Linked DNA regions of Mus musculus: region 2 is linked to region 1. A link is a contact called in ENCODE Hi-C or POLR2A ChIA-PET data. All regions are on one chromosome and are shown on one strand. The core of a region is the stretch at or near the end of the contact, and the rest is flanking DNA. Distances in the headings are between cores, read along the strand shown. Region 1 holds the start of Vezf1 (vascular endothelial zinc finger 1). Region 2 holds the start of Mrps23 (mitochondrial ribosomal protein S23).

Region 1 (7,362 bases), core at 3,535-6,034:
ATTGGCCCAGTAGAAGAGAAACTGAAGAGAACTGTTGAAGTAAAGGTTGTTCACTAAAAAGCTTGCTTTCATTCCACTTATATAGAAACATTTAGAGAGGCATTACAATCAGTAAAAATCTTTATATGTGAATAGCATTTTTAGATTGGTGACACAATACTGGCTAATATCACTTTATTCTCAGGATATTTGGTGTAGAAGCAATAGCCACTGAGAAGGGTTCCTCCTCTAAGCAACTTTAAAAGTTTTGATGACAACCGAGCCTAAGCTTTGTGTTTTAGTCAGTCCTACCAGTTTGTAGGACTGTTAAGTCAGCCATTGCTCTAGGGACCTAGGGCGTCTAAGGGCAGTGAGGAGCAGGTGTCCAGAGGAGAAATGTTGGTGCCTGAATGTGTTTTCCAGATGTATTGAATTTCACTTAGTATATTTTTGACTTGTCTTAGTTTCTTTCCTGCTGTGGCCTATGCTATTTTGCTTGTGTTCAGTATTCCTTCTTGCTTACTGTTGCTTACTTAGGATTAAATTTAGGGCTAATCACATGCTAAGCAAGTGCTCTTTTTTTTTTTTTTTGGCGGGGGGTCTGAGATAGCGCTTCTCTGTGTAGCCCCACCTGCCATAGAACTCACTCTGTAAAGTATGCTGGCTGCAAACAAGAGACTCACCTGCCTCTGCCTCCCAAGTGCTTGTATCAAAGGCGTGCGCCACCACTGCCTAGCTTAGAGAAGAGCTCTACCACTGAGTTACATTCCCAACCCTTATTTGTGGACATTGCATCATCCAGGAATAAAATGGAAGCTAGCGTTTTGACATAAATGCTTTATTGGTGAAACTGATAGGTATGTTGTTGACTTTTGACAGTCAAAAAGGGTGATGTGTTTATGTGAGCTTAGACTCAGTTTTTGAAGTCTTGGGTCATGACCTTTGTAAAAAATGTGTTTTGATCACGTTTCTCAAATACCAGCTGGACTCTACTAGACATGTGAGTAGATTTGTTCCTTGTGACTATTACAGCTGTCAAGGAACTTAAATAGGTGTTCAGGAACAAAGAAATCTTTATTGTTTTCCTCGCCAGTTAAAACAGACAACTAGCAATGACACTTTAGCGTGGTTATCCAGTAGAAGGGAAGGAGAGTGCTTCTGCTGTCCTTCCAGGCAAGCCTTCCTTTCTTTTCTGGCAGGGCTACACTTTCTCCCATGGTCGGATTGAGGCTGGTGTTGAGGGGTGACCATTCTTTATGGCTAGTACTTCTTGGTACTCCTCTCTCTGCCCCTTACGCAGCCCTAGCTGAGGTGTACTCCCACTGCCACCCAAGTTAGTCTCAAACACTCAACAATACTCTTTCCCTGGGATTGTAGGCCTGGGCCACCACTCCAGACAAATCTGCGTGATTGTTATTTGGGGATTTTGTTTTGCTTGGTGTATAGTTGTGTATGAGTGCATGTGTATGCATATGTGCTTCAGTACACACAGGAGGCCTACTAACGACAATTTGAAGGGTTTTTTTTTTTCCTTTTTTTCCCTTTTTCTTTTTTTTTTTTTTTTTTTTTTTTCTTTCTTAGACAGGGTCTCTACCTCTGTCAAGATGATGAGAGAGAACGTGCCTCTTTCTCTCTTTCTGAGTAAGTTGGAGGACTGATGGATTGGCTCAATGTCTGCATACTGAGTTTTCAAGCCCAAATTTAACCACTGAACCAGTAAGAATATTTACCAAGAACCTGTTACATTTAGGGGTATTCTACGAATTTTCTACATACATTTTTCATTTAAGTCTAGAGGTTGCCTTTGTGGGATAGGTATTTTGTTCTCCTTGTTTAGAATTGTGTGGGTGACAGGTTATAACACTTCAGGTGGAAGGGGAATCTGAACAGGGTGAATCTGGAAGCTGACTTGTTTGGGATGGACACAGATACAGTTGTTGGTTTGTTTGTGTAGACACTGAAAAGTTCAGAAAAAGTACTTAGTCTAAAAGTAATACCATTGATCCATTCACTGAAAGCTGATTTTAATAATGTGCTGTATGCAGCCATTTATTATCTTGACTGAACTTCAATATAAGGTCTGTGGAAACAGGACTTTGAAGGAGGACTCATTTTGTTTATGTTTTAAAATATTCTCTTAAAGGTAGATATTCCCATTCTAAGGATGAATTCTTTGATCCTGCTTGGTTTGATTATATTCCTGTACAGTTGAATTTGTTTGTTTTTGAGTACATGTTCTGAACTTGAAAACACTCTTCCTTAATGAAAAATAATATTTAAAATCATAATGTTGTTGGAACTGAGGAGATGACTGAGATGGCTCAGTGATTAAGAGTACATAGTGGGGAGGAGAGGCAGGCAGATTTCTGAGTTTGAGGCCAGCCTGGTCTACAGAGTGAGTTCCAGGACAGCCAGGGCTACCCAGAGGAACCCTGTCTCAAAAAAACCAAAAACCAAAAAAAAAAAAAAAAAAAAAAATTGTAACTCCAGCTCCAGGGGATTCAACACCATCTTCTGACCTCCTTGGGAATCTGCTTTACACACACACACACTCATACACACTCATAATTAAAAGTACAACTTAAACTTTAAAAAGATGGTTAATTTTCTTTTTAAGGCAAGATTTTGGGGGGACAATCAGGAATTCTGATTTTACCTATGGATAGAGATATAATTAGCTATTTCTCCTAAAATCTAATAACTGTTTTCACTTGACCTCTACTTCCTGTTTATGGGGAAAACACTACTGGGAGGTGCTATGAGAAAAATTGCTGGGGAAGGGGTTTCTAGATCCCAAAATAAGTATAAGAAATCCCACAGTATTAGCATAAGAATCATATTAAGTACTAGCTTTTATAATTCTGAAGCTTTATTTTGATTACAGTTTCAAAGAGCAGCTAAAGAGAAGCGGCTATACATTGGAGGAGAGAGCAAATATACATAGAGACCTTGAAGGGAATCTTCTAAGGCAGGGAAGAAGCAGAGACTTGTATCCACTGAACCAAAATACAAGCACATACTATGTCCAAGGTCAGAGCAAGAACATATTTTGTCTTGTTCCTTGGGTTTGCAACTTAGCTCTCTCCTCAGTTTACATGTATATGTAAACATATATACGCTTCCTGAAAGAAACATCAAATGAGACTGACAGACCAGGGGACATGTAGCAGTTTAGCTCAGGGATATATCAGAAACTCATTTTCTGTCCCCCTCCGTCTTAGGCTGACCAGTTCTCTGGTGGTTCCTGCTACTGATCCATCCAAACTGCTGGACTTGTCCTTCATACCCAAGGTCTTCAGGCAGTATCTAATGGGAAGTCAACTCTAAAAGGAACCAGACTGTCATTTCCTGGCCCCTTTATTCTGGTGACTGATGGAAGAGTGGGAGGGAAATATATTTGTTTAATGGTTGGAAAAACATCAAATTACCATACCTCTTCAGTTTCTATTCCCATAGAATTTTGCAACTATGGTTTTTGAATCAGTCATTCATATATATATGAATATGATATATATATATGCATACATACATACACACACATACATATATATGAAGTTGAAGATATGTCTTTTATTAAAACTGTCTGGAGGGGATAAGAGTCAGTTTGAAATATGTTGAAGTTCTGAAATAATGTGCACATCTGAGGAGTTGGTTTTATTTTTTAACATTTTATAAAAATATCATAGATGGAGCCTGCCCCCTCATTTCCCCACCACAGATTCTTTGGACTAGATATATGTTTAATAATAGCTTGTCTCTGATATTCACAGTAGCTACCTCTATGTGAGGAAAGGATAGAAAACATTCAAGACATCATATGGGCTTACGATCTACAGATTCCAACCAGTAGCAGTGGCTGACTCCTACACAGACGACTGGGAACTGCAAACAGGCTGGGGTCACCTCAGTGACATCTGACGCTGTCCAACCAGAAGTCTGACTTGTGTGTGCGTGTGCTGCAGGAATTGAAAAATGTACTAAAAGACTAAAATATTTTGCCTCTATACTTTCTCATTCGTTTTTATTGTTTGTTTTTAATCCTGGCGGGAGAGGGGTTTTTAAGTATTTCCTGTATCTGGAATGAAAGGGAAAGATGGGAAAGCGGTCCCGTCACCCAAGAATAACCCAGTAATGACATCTGAACGCGTGGGAAGTGTTTCCCTCCACAGTAGGCGCTTCTAAGGCTGTACCCTAGTGGAATTCCCTGCTCAAATTGGAAGACCACGCAAAGGGCGATGGCAAGAGCGCTGAGTGAGGGCTTAGCTGGTCAGGAATAAAAATACCCGAGGGTAGGGGACACTAGAAGCTAGCATCCTAGTTCGTAGGTGGAAGCTGTGATGTGCTTGACCGATTGAACAGCCAGGTGACCAACCGAAGCCCTGACTGCCGCTGGGGGTATGAGAGGGACGCGACGCCGCCGGGTACCAAGGCAGAGTCACGAGAGGCAGCCCAGCTGTGCCCAGCGGGCCAGCGCCAGACCCTGGCGTCCTCCATCTTCTCTCCTGCGCTCCCCCTGCTCCAGCTGCCTGAGCCACGGACCGCAGCATCACACACCCCCGCGGGGGGGGACGCCGCACCCCATCCCCGCCCCCGGCCCCACCCCAGCCCCCGCGCGGGCTCCCTGACCCCACCGCCCGCGGGCACTGGCTGAGCTCCGAGGCGGCGCGCCGGCGGCGGGGACGCCCGGAGGGGGTCGAAGCGGCTGGGGGCGGCGGCGGCCGGGCCGGGGCTCCCCCCCCGCCCGCGCTCGCCGCCGCGGTGGTGCGTCCCGGAGGTTACCGGAAGTGGCCGCGCTCGGCGCTGCCATGTTGAGGAGCCGCCGCTGCCGCTGCCGCCGCCGCCGCCGCCGCTTTGTTGTCGCCTCCTCCGCCTGAGGAGGCTCCCCGAGCGGGGGGAGTGGGGAGGAGGGGGGTCGGCCGCCGCAGCCATGGAGGCCAACTGGACCGCGTTCCTGTTCCAGGATCTGGGGGCCCCGGGGGGGTCGGGGGGCCAGGGGGGCCGGGCCGGGCTCGGGCGGGCGGGCGCTCCTCCCCTCCCGGCTCCGCTCTCCGGCCCGGCCTTAATCCCCCTTTGTTTTTCCGCCCGCCCGCTCCGGCGGAGCCCGGCCGCCGAGGTGAAAGGAGGCGGCCTCGCGGGGTGCGGGGGAGAAGCAGGCCTCGGGGTGAACCCGGGCCCCCCCAAGCACACACGCACACACACACCCTTCCCTCCCGCCCCGAAGGGGAAGGGAGGAGGCCGGCCGCTGTCACCACCCCGCGGCCCAGAGAAAGGAGGGCGCCGGGCCGCTGTGGAGCGCGGGCCGCTCGGCCACTGCGCGCCCGAGCGGGGCCGCGCGGCGCAGCGAGGGGGTCTCCGGGTCCCGCTCCGAGTACCCATCCATCTTTCGCTTGCGCTTTTCGCGTCACCTCTCTCTTTTTGTGTGTGTGTGCTTGTGTGTTGACTTTCTGACCCTCCTCCCACATCCCGCGAATAGCGGGTATCTCTGGCTTCGCCGCCACTCCCCCTTCTCGCCGCCCCCTCGGGTGGACCCGACGGGGGGTGTTGCGAGCGTGGTTCCCCTCTGCAAACTTTTCTCCGCTCCTAGCCCAAGTCCTGGGCGAGCCCTGGCAACTGGTCCCCTCGCCTCTGTCCAGCTTCTGCGGTCCCATTGAGCTTGGGGAATCCCCGAGCCGGCGGGGCCGGGCGGGGGCGGGGAGCGGCGGGGGCCGGGACTCCTGCAGGCCCGACCTTCCCCGGAGCGTGTCTCGCTAGTCTCGCTCCGCGACCCGCTCGAACGTTCGCTCCGGCCCAGTGGGCGACGGGAAGCGGAGAGGGAGCGCAAAGTCCGCTTACAAAGCCCCTAGATGAGTCACTCATAGGGAGTATGGGGGTCTTCGCTTCTTCTTTTTTTCCTTTTGCCAGAAACTTCAAAGCTAATGTTAGCGGATACTTCAGCCATACCCTTCTCCTACCACTTTAATGCGGGACCCCTGATTGGAACTTTTTCCCCCCTCTGCTTCCTTTCTGTTTGCAAATGCATTGATGAGCAGTAGAGATAAGCACATGCAGAAACTTCAGAACTGAAGGTTAGGGAGCTAGTCGTTTTTAAAATGTGTCCTTCCCGCCTCCCTCTTTGGAGTTTTCCTAAATACTTCGTGAAATTCCAAACGCGTAGCTTGGGCGCTTGAGACCTTTGGAAATGCAGAATCTTCAAAAGATTATACTCTCCGCATCTGGTCCCATCCCGGTGGAGTTAATACGGGGAATTGGAGAATTCAAAATTACCCATTGTGTAATCTGGCTTGTCCTATTAAGACATGTTTCAAATGTGAGCATTTTTATTTTAGGTAATTATTGAAATAAATGGGCTTACTAAAGTTGGAAATTCTTAAGATTTTGCAACTCCTGAACGTCCCACTTTATCATCCTTAATCTGGTATTGATTTTATTGTGCTTTGATGAGTTTGTTAAGAAAGTGATGGTCAAAAAAAAAAAAAAAAGAAAGTGATGGTCAACTTAAGAATGGATTGGCAAAGAAGTACGGAACTAGCTGGCATGAGGGTTGGTGCAAAGACGGTAAATGCTTTCTTTAGAAAAAGCTTACTTACAAATGATCGTTTGACAGTAAAGGACTGATGAGTTTTAGACGCAGTTTAAACAATATTACATTGGGTGTCTGTAAACTCGATGGAGGTGGAACAAAGCAAGCCCCTTATGTGAAGGAGAAACCCATAGTTCATCTTTGGGAAGTTAGTTGAAAGAGCCTACAAAATACTTTTAAAAGCTATTTGAACTATTCTTTTCCCAGATAAAGCTAATGCCAGCCTATTAATTTTTTTCCACCTGATGAGGAGATGTGAAAGCTCATATTTAATCCTGGACATGCAGTGTGTGCTGTGAAAAATCTTTGAAGAGCTGTAATTTAAAGCTGAGGACAGTGAATAAAGAAGGCCCTTCGTATGGAAAGGTGGAATAGACATGCAGTTCTAGTTCTCAGAGATCCCCACCAGGGAAATGCAGAGTTAAACTCTGTGTCTGGGAGCACCATGTTGTATTTATATCTTTAAGCAAGTTTTAATAACCTGCCTGCTTACCAGATAACACGGTGGGAAGTGAAAGTGTAGCTCTTAAAATATGTGATGGGTGATTCGTACAGGACATTAGAGAGATGACTCACCGATGCTAATTTGTTTCAGTACAGAATCTTTTACCCTCTAGCAATGGAGATTTCATGGTTCCACATCCTACCACCCTGAGTGTTGAAATAACATTTCTGGTTTTGTTGTTGTTGTTTGATTGGTTCCTTGGTTTTGCTTTAGTAAGTTAGTTAGTTTGTTAGTTAGTTTGTTTGTTTGCCAGTCCCAGAGAAAGGAAATCTTGGGCAGGGTGAGAGCTGTGTACTTG
Region 2 (7,362 bases), core at 2,792-5,291, 140 kb after region 1:
TCTACCAACAGAACTGCACTTCTAGATGCAGCCCATCTCGATAAACCACCACCACCACAATTGGCACAGTGGCACACGCCTTTAATGCCAGCACTGGGGAGGCAGATGCAGGTAGATCTCTGTAGTTCCAGGCCAGCCAGGCTACTTAGTGAGGCATCTATAAACAAAGAGCAGCAGCAACAACAGCAAAAACAAGCAAGGGGTGGAAGAGATGGTTCATTAGAACACCTAGTCAGGTGAGAGCTTGTGTTTAAGTGCTAAGTGGAAAGAATGGATCACTTTTCAAGGGGGGAAAAAAAAACCTAACAATTTCAGGTCTTGTACAGGTTTGCAATTCAGGCTACTTTGGAGGCTAAGCTAGAAGGATCACAAGTGCAAGGCCAGCCTGAGAAACTTAGTGAGATCTTGTCTAAGTAAAACATGAGAAGAGGAGTAGGGGCAGGGGTAGGTAGGACTTAGCAGAAGAGTACTTGCAAGTAAGGTGCTAAGCTCACCCCCATCTTCCATAAGGCCACCTGTGAGATGCCATCAGCTGCACTCCCAGATGACCTCACAACAGTGACACTATAACCACCATGGGACAGTTGCTGGCCAGCACTTACTGTGTACCTTAGCCTAGTCTAGAAGACAGAGAGCCTCCGCTCTGCTCTTTCTGGTCTCAGCTACCCAACAACTTCATCTTGGGTTATGAGTGAACACATCTTGGGTGTGAACTTCTGATCAGCCAGGTCCCCACATCCCTGAGTCCTTCTCTCTGCCCACCAATATTCTTTTCTTTCTGTTACAGGAAGGATTAAACATGGCAAGGGAAATTTCAAAAACTCCAAGATAATTTAGAGACCCCTGCCAAACACACACTTGTGATTTCTTCTGAATTGGAAAGTTTCGTCTTTGACTTTCCTCCATGAACTTGGAATAAGCCTTTCCAATGCTTTCCCATCATAGGCCGTGCTAGGCAGGCCTTGGAGGGAGAAGGGAAGTGTGATTCTAGGCAAGGCCAGCAGATAGTTCTGACATGGACAGAATTAGAAAGTTGATGAGGGCTGGGAAGGTTATATTTAGCTAGGAGCATGTTTACTCCCCAGAGCTGACTACCCTAGATCTCAGGAACTGGGACCTTGAGCCTTCATAGCTGACCTAGAGGTCAGAGTCTCTTTTCTTTCTTCCTTTTTAGATTACATATATATAGTTCTGGTTTATAGGTAGTGGACTTGAAGACATGCATGCGTGCGTGTGTGTGTGTGTGTGTGTGTGTGTGTGTGTGTGTGTGTGTGTGTGTACTTTCCCGACAGGGTTTCTTTGTGTATTTCTGGCTATTGGGAACTTGTCTGTAAACCAAGCTGGCCTCAAACTCAGGATCCACCTGCTTCTGCCTCCCAAGTGCTGGGATTACAGGTGTGCACCACCACCACCTGGATGAATTATTTTATTTTTACTCCCCCACCTCCGTGTGTGTAGTACAAGTGCTACTGGTGCCCAGCAACTCCAGAGGCATCAGATCTCCCTGGAGTTGGAGTGACAGGCTCTTGTCATGCTAGGAACTGAACTAAGTTTTCTGAAAGAGCAATATATGCTCATAACTGCTTTGCCACCTCTCCAGACTCTGCTCCCGATTCTTGAGGTAGCAGAGATGCCCACCTCTCAGGCCAGGCCTCGGATCATTGCATCTCCTGCTTGGAAGGAAGGTTTTGTTAAAGCCTTTCATCTCTCTAGTCTTCTGTTTTAGGCTAGTTAAGGTAGCACTGTGGGATACAGGAAAGTGCCCGGGTAGAGCTGGGTTCAATCAGTTGCATATCAGACAGAGGTACTTAAGTTCCTGTGGCTTAGCCTTCTCATCTATAATGAGGATGATAATAGCTACCCTGTGGGTGGGCAGAGTTATCTGTGAGATAACACAAGTGGCAACTGCTCTGAAAACTTTCGCTGCCTCCCTTTCTGGGGCCTCCCTTAGAGTGGGAGGATTTTGACATGACTTCATGCTCTTTCCTAAGGACAAAGAAAGATAATGGGTTCCTTGGAGACCTCAAGTGTGATTCAAAACATCCATTAGGGCATAGAGTTTACATATGAATACAAACTCTCTACAAGGCAATCTCTGAGACTAGGAGAGAGAGAGAGAGAGAGAGAGAGAGAGAGAGAGAGAGAGAGAGAGAGAGAGAGAGAGAGAAAGCTCTGACTTCACCCTTGTATTTTTGTCCTGTGGATCAGTCCCAGATTTTATCCTCCTACAAACTTGTGGACATTTTCCCTTTTCCCTCCTTTTTTTTTCTTTTTTAAAGATTTATTCATTATTATATCTGAGTAGTTGTCTTGAGACACACCAGAAGAGGGCATAAGATCTTATTACAGATGGTTGTGAGCCACCATCTGGTTGCTGGGATTTGAACTCAGGACCTTCAGAAGAGCAGTCAGTGCTCTTAACCGCTCAGCCATCTCTCCAGCCCCCCTCTCCCCCCCCCCCCGCTCTTACAGATTTCATTCCCATACAACTATTTCTGCAATGTTTCATTTAACCCCAAGCCATGGGCATTAATGTAGGTAGGTAAATACAGATGGTCCTAGCTCGTTAATTTTACCAGGTGCATAGGCTTTCATAGAATGCACAAACCCTAACTTTCCAGCCACTAGTTTATTTTGAGATAGGGTCTTTCTCTACACAGCCTTGGCTTCTGAAACTCACCATGTAGGTCAGGCTGGCCTTAACTTACAGATATTCAATATCTGCCTGCCTCTGCATCTCAAGTGCTGGGATCAAAGGCGTGTGCTAACATCCTCTACTACTTTTCATTCGATGAAATATTTGTTGTTGCTCTTCTGTTTTTTGTTTTTTTATTTTTCTTAGACAGCATCTCACTGTGTAGCCCTGGCTGTCCTGCAACTTGATCTGTACATCACCAGACTGGCCTCAAACTCAGAGATCGTCCGCCTCTGTCTCCTGAGTTCTGGGATTAAAGGTATGACCCACCACCTCCTGATCATATGATGAATTTTAATTAATTTCATGTGTATCAGTATTTTGCACGAACGTAAGCCTGTACACCACATACATGCCTGGTACCTGCAGTGTTCAGAAGAGAACATCAAATCTCCAGGGACTAGAGTGACAGGTGGTTATGTCACCCTGTGTGTGCTAGAACTCGAATCTGGGTCCTCTGGAAGAGCAGTCAGTGCTCTTAACTGATGAACTCTTTCTCCAGCCCGATGTTTTGTTTTTGTTGTTGTTGTTGTTTTTTTTTAAATCTTGTCACTACGATCAACCATGATGTTCTTCGCACAAATACCCTGATGAAATTTCTAAGGGGTGCTTCTCCAACGGATATTCCTCCAAACCCATACTTTGAACAGTTGAACAATGACAGACTACGTTCCCCCAGATTTTTATTTTCTTCCTCCGAATGCATTCATTCTGGGCTTTTACTTCTTAAAACTCCAGCGCTAGCGGGCGGGCGAGGGACGCCTCCAGCGGAGGAACTACTACTTACAGGCAGCTTTCCACTGAGCCTGAAAACAGACTGCTCTGCTGAGCCCCGCTTAAGGCGCAAAAGGCCGAGGAAGGAGGCCTGGAGGCTCGTGTCACTTGGAAAAGTTACTTCGCCCCTATTTGGGTCTCAGTTTCTGAGTAGTGTGAGTGGCTAAGATTAGGCTTAGTCGAGCCTGGTGTCCTCAAATGTCATATTGGCTAGCTGTTCCTGACTGTAGGATGTGCTGCATCCCGGCGAGCTCCACACTATTCCCTCCACCCTGCCAGAGAGGAGGAAGCTTTGCAAAGTTAGAGAGAAGAAAGCAGGCGCCACACTCCACCTTTCCCCAGGACCGGTCGTTTGCTACTCTTGCGCAGCTTTGGCGCGCTCCCGCTCTTTTGGCTCGGGAATCGATTATTCGTATCTGACCACCCCACCCCACCCCCACCCACCCGGACGCAGGACCTGAGGGCTCCTGCTCAGCCCATCGTTTGCTTCTGCCTGGTTCCGCCGTCCGGATGACGTCGAGGCGGGACTGTCATCCTCGGCTCGGCCAGCCGCTTGTTCCCCCTTGGCTTGCTTGCTGCCGCTTCCGCTTCCGGTAACAGCCCGAGGCTTTCTAGCCCAAGTGGCCATGGCGGGGAGCCGGCTGGAGACGGTGGGGAGCGTGTTCTCCCGGTGCGTGCTCCGAGTTGGGCGAGGGCAGAGTTCCTAGCGGGTCACGACCCTCCTGGCATATCCTTAGGGGATGCGGTTGCGGGTGTCCGAGCCAGGTGATGCCCTTGGCACGGAATCGGTGTGGTTTGTCTCTGTCCCCTTGGATTTCTGTCCTGTCAGATTGTGCTCGCCACCCCATTTCGGTGGAGACCTTCTACAGTAAAGAAGCTGAAGGGCCTGACTGGACAGGTCTTGCTTTTTCACTATGGAACGGTGGGTGGGACCCGTGCAAGAAGATGGAAGCTGTGTGTCGTGGCTCGCGCGCGTAGTCTCGGCACTTAGGAGGCGAGGCAGGAGGATTGCCACAAGACCGGGGCCAACCTGGCTTCGTAGCAAGGCTACTGGTGGACTTCTGTCAAAACAAAAAGCCTGCGTGGACACGCTGTAATCCTAGCTCTAGGGAAGTGCAGGGAGGCACTAAATTCAAGGTCATCCTTGGCCACACTCTTTAGTTTAAGTCTAGCCTAGGCTACATGAGAGCTAACCAACTGGACTTAACACTGTGGCCATGCTAGGTTGCTGTGTGTATTGGCCGTGCCTCCTTTAGGCGGGAGGCCCATTTCAGCTCACCCCTACCAGGCTGCTCTTTCCTTCGTTTAAGTTGATTCAGAGACTTTACAACCCTGTGGTAACCGACTGACCTTGGTTCTGTTCCCTTTCTAAGGACGAGGGATCTGATGCGGGCCGGGGTGTTGAAAGAGAAGCCACTGTGGTATGACATATATAAGGCCTTTCCACCCCTGAGAGAGCCTGTCTTCCGAAGGCCCCGCTTGCGATACGGCAAAGCCAAAGCTGACATCCAGGACATCTTTTACCAGGAGGATCAGATTCGAGCGTAAGTGTCTATCCCCTATAGTGAGCAGGGTGCCGCAGACCTTCAGAGAGGAAGGCTCATGTAGAAGTCTGCCAACCAGACCACCAGAAGAGGATATCAGATCGCATTACAGATGGTTGTGAGCCACCATGTGATTGCTGGGAATTGAACTCAGGATCTCTGGAAGAGCAGTCAGTGCTCTTAACCACTGAGCCATCTCTCCAGCCCAGAAACAGAAGTTCTAAGAAGTGGAATCTGGAGACTAAACTGACAAAGTTGCAGATAAAGTGTTTGTTAACTGGCCTCTGTTCTGTATGAGGTACTTGATCAGCCCTTGACAAACATCAGCTCATAGACTTTATTACTCTAACCCTGTCCGCGAAGGCAGGTATCATTGCCTCTGTGTTATTCAAGAGAACTATCAGGTTCAAGGAGGTTAACCACCATGGCCACCCCAGAGGGCGGTGGATCTGAGAATCACGTCTGGCTCCACACTTAAGCTGCTGCTATCACAGTAGCTTCTTTGGAAGCGGAAATAGGTGGAATATGGTCTGAGGATTTAATGTCTAACAGTTATTGAAGCCGCCCTGGAAAGGATGCTCAGAAGTTGAAAGCACTTACAGTAACCATGACTAGAAATCTGAAGGAAAGTGCTTTCTTTCTTTCTTTCTTTTTAAAAGATTTACTTATTATTATATATAAGTACACTGTAGCTGTCTCAGACACACAAGAAAGGAGCGTCAGGTCTCATTACAGATAGTTGTGAGCCACCATGTGGTTTCTGGGATTTGAACTCAGGACCTTCAGAAGAGCAATCAGTGCTCTTAACCGCTGAGCCATCTCTCCAGCCCTGCGTACTTTATTTCTTTAGCATCTATTTTTTTCCTTTTGTTCCTCTTGGGACAAGGTCATGATCTTCATGCCTCTGCCTCTGGAATCCTGGTGTTACAGGCTTGTATCGCCATGCCTGGCATATTAATGCACATTTATTGTAGAAAATTGAGAAGCAAGGGAAAGAATAAAGAGGAAAGAGCCAGGGCACCTACAGCCCTCTTCTGAGGTAGTGCCTTGAAGGTAGCTCCTGGGACCTAGCTGTTACTTTGAAAACATTGGCCCCGTAATCTTGTTTAACATTGTAAGACAAAATACTAGCATATTAGAGTTGTAAAGGTGAAGGAAGTGCTTTTTTTTTTTTGGTTTTGTTTGTTTGTTTTTCGAGACAGGGTTTCTCTGTGTAGCCTTGACTGTCTCCTGGAACTCACTCTGTAGACCAGGCTGACTTCGAACTCAGAAATCCACCTGCCTCTGCCTCCAGAGTGCTGGGATTAAAGGCGTGCGCCACCAAAGGAAGTGCTTTTTTTTTTTTTAAAGTATTTTGCTATCTTTAAAATTTATTTTTAATAACTTGTCTTTGTGTTGGTGCGTGTGAGTGCAGGCGCCCTCTGGAGGCTAGAGGTCTTGCAGTTTCTTTCCTTTCTTTTTTTTCTTTCCTTTTTTTTTCTTTCTTTCTTTCTTTCTTTTTTTTGGTTTTTCGAGACAGGGTTTCTCTGTATAGCCCTGGCTGTCCTGGAACTCACTCTGTAGACCAGGCTGGCCTCGAACTCAGAAATCCGCCTGCCTCTGCCTCCCAAGTGCTGGGATTAAAGGTGTGCACCACCACTGCCTGGTAAACTATGTGTTCTTTAATTTGCTTTCCACTTTTCTAAATAAAGTTGGAAAATGGGCTTTTTTTTTTTTAAAGATTATATAGCCCAGTTGTTTTTCTTTTTACTAGTAAAGAAGAGTTTAGATGTCACACTCTCAGTAGACATGCTAGCTCACATGTGCGATCCCAGCACCTAGCAGGTGAAGCAGGTGGATCAGGAGCTTGAGGACAGCCTGGGTTACATAGCATAACTCAGTTTCATACCACCAAGGGCCGTATTTCAGGGGTATAGTGCTGAGCTAGCATGTGTGAGGCCTTAGGCTCTTTGTCTCTCTGTCACCCTACCCTAAAACAAGCAAAACCCAAACCTACCAGGGACCATGTGCTGTCCCGCTCATTGCTAATCTCGGTGTCTAGCCCAGTTCATGGCCTTTGGGTTGTTCATAACCCTCTGCTCATGAAAACATCAGTGGCTTAATGACTAGATGCATCCATTGGGCTAGCTGAAGACACTGAACAGCGAGGATGGAGAGTCAAGATTGAACTAGCTTTTTTTTAAATTTAATTTAATTTAAAAAATTTTTTCCCTCCACTTCTTTTGATTGAACTAGGTTTTTTGGTGTTGTGCTTTTTGAGACATTTGTGCAACTTCTTATTTTGGTTTCCATAGTGTTTGGATTACAGACATGAGCTATCTTCCGTAGTGTGAGGGTTACAGTGCAGCC

Evidence for each region. A loop is a pair of places that touch in the nucleus more often than their neighbours do. ChIA-PET counts read pairs that join two places held with the same protein, here RNA polymerase II (POLR2A).
Region 2: POLR2A ChIA-PET joins it to region 1 with 19 read pairs in Patski. The contact joins the promoter of Mrps23 here to the promoter of Vezf1 in region 1. A Hi-C loop is called at or near these places in 4 of 37 maps with a recorded cell type or tissue (T-helper 17 cell, mouse trophoblast stem cell and regulatory T cell). POLR2A ChIA-PET finds 5 or more read pairs at or near these places in 4 of 5 experiments (Patski and embryonic stem cell).

The regions. Positions count from the first base shown.
Region 1 is chr11:88,063,495-88,070,856 of GRCm38, forward strand. It overlaps Vezf1 (vascular endothelial zinc finger 1), which reads left to right and starts at 4,785. Exons shown (of 6, transcript NM_016686.4): 1 at 4,785-4,939. The coding sequence starts at 4,907.
Region 2 is chr11:88,200,347-88,207,708 of GRCm38, forward strand. It overlaps Mrps23 (mitochondrial ribosomal protein S23), which reads left to right and starts at 4,042. Exons shown (of 5, transcript NM_024174.6): 1 at 4,042-4,139; 2 at 4,843-5,013. The coding sequence starts at 4,096.